2 separate regions of the Homo sapiens genome follow, and region 2 is linked to region 1. Evidence: chromatin loops called from intact Hi-C (ENCODE). Cell type or tissue: CD4-positive, alpha-beta T cell. All regions are shown on one strand. Links, peaks and the distances in the headings refer to the core of each region. The heading gives the core; the rest is flanking DNA. Region 1 overlaps LOC102724146 (a long non-coding RNA gene). Region 2 overlaps GUCY2C-AS1 (GUCY2C antisense RNA 1).

Region 1 (2,802 bases), core at 112-2,611:
AGAGAAACATTCATCCTCATAGAATGGCATAGCATACAGAAGTGATGAGGGCTGTGCTCTAAGAGGATTAAGCACACAAAGAAGATAATTAACTTGCTGAGGTCTCACAGAAATGTGTGGAATAGCAAGAATAGCATTCAGAGTTTCTGTTATCTTAAGGAAGATCAATCAGTCAAATAGCTGCATGTTCATGATACAGAGTTTATTTGTAGCCCTAGGTATTAACTAACATAAGTTAAGAAAAATGTTTAACCCTAAACAAACATACACAAAAAATGTGAATAAAATTGGTTTGTTTTAAAATATAGGTTGACATCTAGTTTAAAGACCAAACCAGTGAATTTTCTGTTACTACCTTTAAAATCACTCACAATTGTAACAGAACTCCAAATATTAAAGTTTCACAATGGAAAATGATGGGAATGCAGAGGTACTGATGTTTTTAGACACAAATCCTTATAATCAATTTTATAGCCACTTATCAGACACTTTTGCTGGGTTGGGAAATTATGAATGATTTCAACTTTTCTTCCTTGAGCTTTTAGAGTACTGCAAAAAATTTAAAAAGATAATGTATTTTGTAATCAGAAAAAAATTATGAAAAATTACTACATGCTTATATAGTCTTCTCTAATGTGTAGTAATCACTCTTGAATGTAATGTTCAGGCCTAAAATTTAGACATTAGAAATGCACCTCACGTGTTCAAAAGCAAAAGCCTTGGCTGATCCAGCAGAAAAACAGCTCTGAGTTTACCAAATTTACCAATTCCCTGAGTACTGTTTATTATAAATTGGAAATGTAATGCCAGGCAGATGTGTCATCACCCAACAAAAGTGAAACTTAAAGAAGAATCATGTTTGACAAGCAATCAGACTTTGGAAAGAAAGGAATAGAGAAAAAGAAAACTCTGGAGAGAATTTGAGATTTCTTTGATGCCTCTAATACCCTAAATAAAAACAGTGGTGCAAAATGGCCATTTAAGAAAAATATTGCTGGAAGAGCCATTATCCTCTAAACTCTTAGGAATATTCATTAATATTCCTGAATACATTATTGCAGGCAAGATTTTAGAATCATTTAGAATATGTGCCACCAGGACATTCCCCACAGGAATATCCCTCTCCTACCAGGCTCTGAGCTTGGGAAGCTTGGTTCAATTTGACTCCCTTCCCCCACTACGAATGCCAATTCTTAGGTCTCTGCCAATGTGGAGTTAGTTGGCATACATGGAAGGAGGATGGCAGTTTGCTTTTCCTTCAACAACACCAGTTAGACTGAATAATTCCTGTGGGATAGAATTGCTTGAGATGATACTACATGAGGTGTTTATAAGAAAATTGATTTTTAAATAATTAAAACTCATAATTTTCTTAATGTGTATTAAAATATGCTCTAAATATAAATATTTTAATTTGCTAGTTGAAAATTAAAAATATTTATGTAAATTATGCACAATCCCTGAAAGGGTGCTTCAGCAAGTTGTAAATGGAACAATACATGGGAAGAGATTGCCATCTGGTGGCTGAAGGAAAAGTGCATTTTTGTGTAGGACAGGTATAAAAAACTTGTTTAAGCAAATAAATGTTAGTATGTTAGTATTCCCTGCTAACTTTTTTTTTTTTTTTTGTATCTTAGAGGCAGGATTTCGTTCTGTCACCCATGCTGGAATACAGTGGAGCGAGCACATCTCACTGCAGCCTCGACTTCCCAGGCCAAGTTGTCTTTCTTTCCACCTCGGCCTCCCATCTCAGCCTCCCAACTAGCTAGGACTACAGGTGAGTGCCACAACGCCCGGCTATTTTTTTTTTAATTTCTATGGAGACTGGATCTCACTGTTGCCTGGGCTGATATCGAACTCCTGGCCTGAGGCCATCCTCCTGCCTAAGCCCACTATCCTATTTTATTAACCAAACACTTCTATCTTAATTCAAGTATCAAATAAGATATAGAGGTACATGTGGTGGTTTTTTAAATATGTAAATGATTTTTCTCAATGTTACATATTCTTTCTCTTTAGAAGTGTAATATATAACATTGTGGAAAATATACATTTTTATATATCATGTATTTCTAAACTACAGAAAAGTATAGAGAAGGAAACAAAATCTATAACTCCACCACCTAGAGACAATCAAAATGAACATTTTTTTTTTGAGATGGAGTCTCGCTGTGTCACCCAAGCTGGAGTGCAGTGGCACGATCTTGACTCACTGCAACCTCCGCCTCCCGGGTTCAAGTGATTCTCCTGCTTCAGCCTCCCAAGTAGCTTGGACTACAGGTGTGCACCACCACGCCCAGCTAATTTTTGTATTTTTAGTAGAGACAGGTTTTTACCGTGTTAGCCAGTTAGTCGATCTCTTGACCTTGGCCTCCCAAAGTGCTGGGATTACAGGCATGAGCCACCGTGCCCGGCCCCACAATGAACATTTTAATAAATTTCCTGCAACTTTTTTTCTATGTATTCACATTCTTTTCATATAATTGATATCATAAGAAGTATTTAGTTTTGAACAGTGCTTTAAAAACATTACCAGTACATTATGTTTTTTTTTTAAACTATGTTTCAAGTTTGCTGTCATTTGAGAGAGGTTCTTTTCCTGGGAGAGAATAAAATATGCATATGCATGAATAGGTGACAGTATCCTTTGTTCAGGAAATTGCAAGTAGCTCAATGCTGTTGGAAAATGAAGTTGGAAACTTCCAGTTCAGTGAGAGTGGCTGGGAGGAGAATTAACAGGCGTTGGAGAGGTATGTGGAACACTGACCAAGAAGAACCACGGGCTTGTCATTTATCTACATT
Region 2 (2,802 bases), core at 85-2,584, 1.1 Mb before region 1:
AAGTTCCCCTTTTTCCACATCCTCATCAGCATCAGCATTTGTTATTTTTTTATCTCTTTGATGAAAGCCATTTTAACTGAGATGAGGTAATATATCTCATTGTGGTTTTGATTTGCATTTCCCTGATTAGTGATGCTGAGCATTTTCCATATCCCTTTGGTCATCTGTATGTCTTCTTTGGAGAAATGTCTACTCAGGCTTCTTGCCCATTTTTAAGTTGGGTTTTGGATTTTTTGGGTTGCTGTAGGGCTGTTTGAGTTCTTTGTATAATCCAGATATTAACCCCTTGTCAGATGCATAGTTTGCAGGTATTTTCTCCCACTCTATAGGCTTTCTCTTTGGTCTATTTCCTTTGCTGTGCAGAAGCTTTTTAGTTTGATGTAATTGCATTCACCTATTTTTGCTTTTGTTGCCTGTGTTTTTGAGGTCTTATCAAAAAAATTCTTGCTCCAGACAAATGCCATGAACCATTTCCCAGAGATAGATAGATAGATAGATAGATAGATAGATAGATAGACAGACAGACAGACAGATAGATAGATAGATGTTTTGAGACAGAGTCTGCCATGCTGGAGTGCAGTGACATGATCTTGGCTCACTGCAACCTCCGCCTCCTGGGTTCAAGTGATTCTCATGCCTCAGCCTCCCAAGTAGCTGGGATTACAAGCACATACCATCACACCTGACTAATGTTTGTATTTTTAGTAGAGGTGGGGTTTCACCATGTTGGCCAGGCTGGTCTCAAACTCCTGACCTCAAGTGATCCACCCACCTTGACCTCCCAGAGTGCTGGGATTACAGGCATGAGTCACTGCACCCAGCCCATTTACCCTATATTTTATTCTTGTAGTTTTGGATCTTTTGTTTAAGTCTTTTTTTTTTAAGAGATAGGAACTCACTATGTCCACTGTGTTGCCCAGGCTGGCCTTGAACTCTTGGGCTCAAGTGATCCTCCTGCCTCAGCCTCCTGAGTAACTGGGTCTATGGATGTGCACCACCACCTGGCTACGTTTAAGTCTTTAATCTATTTTGAGCTGATTTTGCAGTTGGTGAGATAAGGATCTAGTTTCATTCTTCTGCATATATATCCAGTTTTTCAAGCACCATTTATTAGACTGTCCTTTTCCCATTGTGTGTTCTTGGCACTTTTATTGAAAATTAGTTGGCTGTAAATATGTGCATTTATTTCTATGTTCTCTATTCTATTCCACTGGTCATTGTGATTCTTTTTTTTTATTCCAGTGCCATGCTGTTTTGGTTACAATAGTTTTGCAGTATATTTTGAAGTCAGCTACTGTGATGCCTCCAGCTTTCTTTTTCTTTGCTCAAGATTGCTTTGGCTATTCAGGGTCTTTTGTGGTTCCATGCAATTTTTTTTCTTACACTGCTATTTTGAATTCCTTGTCTAATAGGTCACACATCTTCTCTTTGGGATTTGTCACTAGCCCCTTATTTTGCCTGTTTAGTGAGGTCATAATTCCGATTGTACTTGGTGATTGTGGCTGCACTTCGATGTCTGCACATCGAAAAATTAGGTATTTATTTTAATCTTCACAGTCTGGCTTTAAATGTTCCCATGCTTCTTCAGTGGGCCTGTTCAGTTATCCAAGCCGACTGTTATGAAAGACTCTGACCAGTGCAGCTGTTCCGACACTAGAGGGTGCCCTAAGCCCATATTTGTTGTCAGTTTCACAAAAGTTCCATAGTTGGCATGCACTCTGGCAGAGATGGACCTGGTGAAGATCCAAGGCATGTACCCAAGTTGAGTGAGAATATTGGCCAGGGACCCAAGTCTGGAAGCCTGTCCCATAGGCCCAGACAGGCGAGGCTTCCAGGCCAGTTCCCCAACTGCAGCAGGAGAAGATGGAGCTGAGCCTGGGCCGCCTCTGTACCTGCTGTGGGATGGGGGCTGGTGGCCCAGATATGCAAGCCTCCCAGCAGTTCTCAGGAGATGCTGAAGTTGAGACTAGTTCCCCTCAGAATTCACTGTGAGATCAAGGCCAGTGAGTTCACCCCAGTAGGTCAGGTGGGTGCACATCCCACAGTCATTTCCTGCACAAATGGGACAGTTCCCAGACTGAGGAGCTGGAGTTGATTGGGCCCCCTCAGGATCTGCTTTGGGATGGAGGCTGATGTGCCCATCATGTAGGCTTACATGACTGACATGTGTAATCCCTAGACTGTGAGATATTGGTGAGTCTTTCTCTTGAGTTCTTGCACAAACAGTAATAAGCTGGGATCCCAGATGAGGAGGACTGGAGCCCAGTTACAAGGTAACTTTCAAATTCACTTCCAAGACCGTTGTCAGTGGGCAGACGAGCCTTTCTGCCAAGGTACTAATGTGCATGATTCCTCCTGGACCCCTTGGCAAATTGTTTTGGTTCAAGGATAAACAGGACTGTACCTAAGCCTTTTGGGAAACAAGGCTGTTTCTAGATTTAAATCCCAGGGGCATGATCAGCAGGTCTGCCACCTGGCTGTTGGTCTGCACTCTCAAAACAGTCTTTCTGGCTCTTGGGCTCCACCAGGGATTCATAGCTTCCTACCTTCCTACCTTCCTACCTTCCTACCTTCCTACCACAGAGACTTGTCTGTGGATGAATGCAGACAAATTTTGAGAGGATATGAGTGGGTGACTTCCTATTACACCATTTTGCTGATTTGTTTCTGTTACGTGTGTCCATGTGAAGAGACCACCAAACAGGCTTTGTGTGAGCAATAAAGCTTTTTAATCTCCTGGGTGCAGGTGGACTGAGTGAAAAAGGAGTCAGCAAAGGGAGGTAGGGGTGGGGCAGTTTTATA

What was found. Peaks named below come from ENCODE experiments on the same cell type or tissue, not always from the same donor. Only the 100,000 strongest peaks of a DNase experiment are listed, where the experiment ranks them.
Region 2: it touches region 1 in a loop (5-fold over the local background); 5 of 110 quality-filtered maps call a loop at or near these places.

What each region holds. Positions count from the first base shown.
Region 1 is chr12:15,855,040-15,857,841 of GRCh38, forward strand. The region is part of intron 2 of LOC102724146 (a long non-coding RNA gene); the gene reads right to left. Among named protein-coding and RNA genes, the nearest start is that of STRAP, 26 kb to the right of the region's middle. In CD4-positive, alpha-beta T cell, for the core only: CTCF peaks have their summits at 1,523 (motif pointing left) and 1,728; a DNase peak (open chromatin) is centred at 1,512.
Region 2 is chr12:14,722,223-14,725,024 of GRCh38, forward strand. All of the region lies in intron 5 of GUCY2C-AS1 (GUCY2C antisense RNA 1), which reads left to right. Among named protein-coding and RNA genes, the nearest start is that of GUCY2C, 27 kb to the left of the region's middle. RefSeq lists an enhancer at 1,739-1,928. In CD4-positive, alpha-beta T cell, for the core only: CTCF peaks have their summits at 1,639 (motif pointing right) and 1,838; a DNase peak (open chromatin) is centred at 1,669.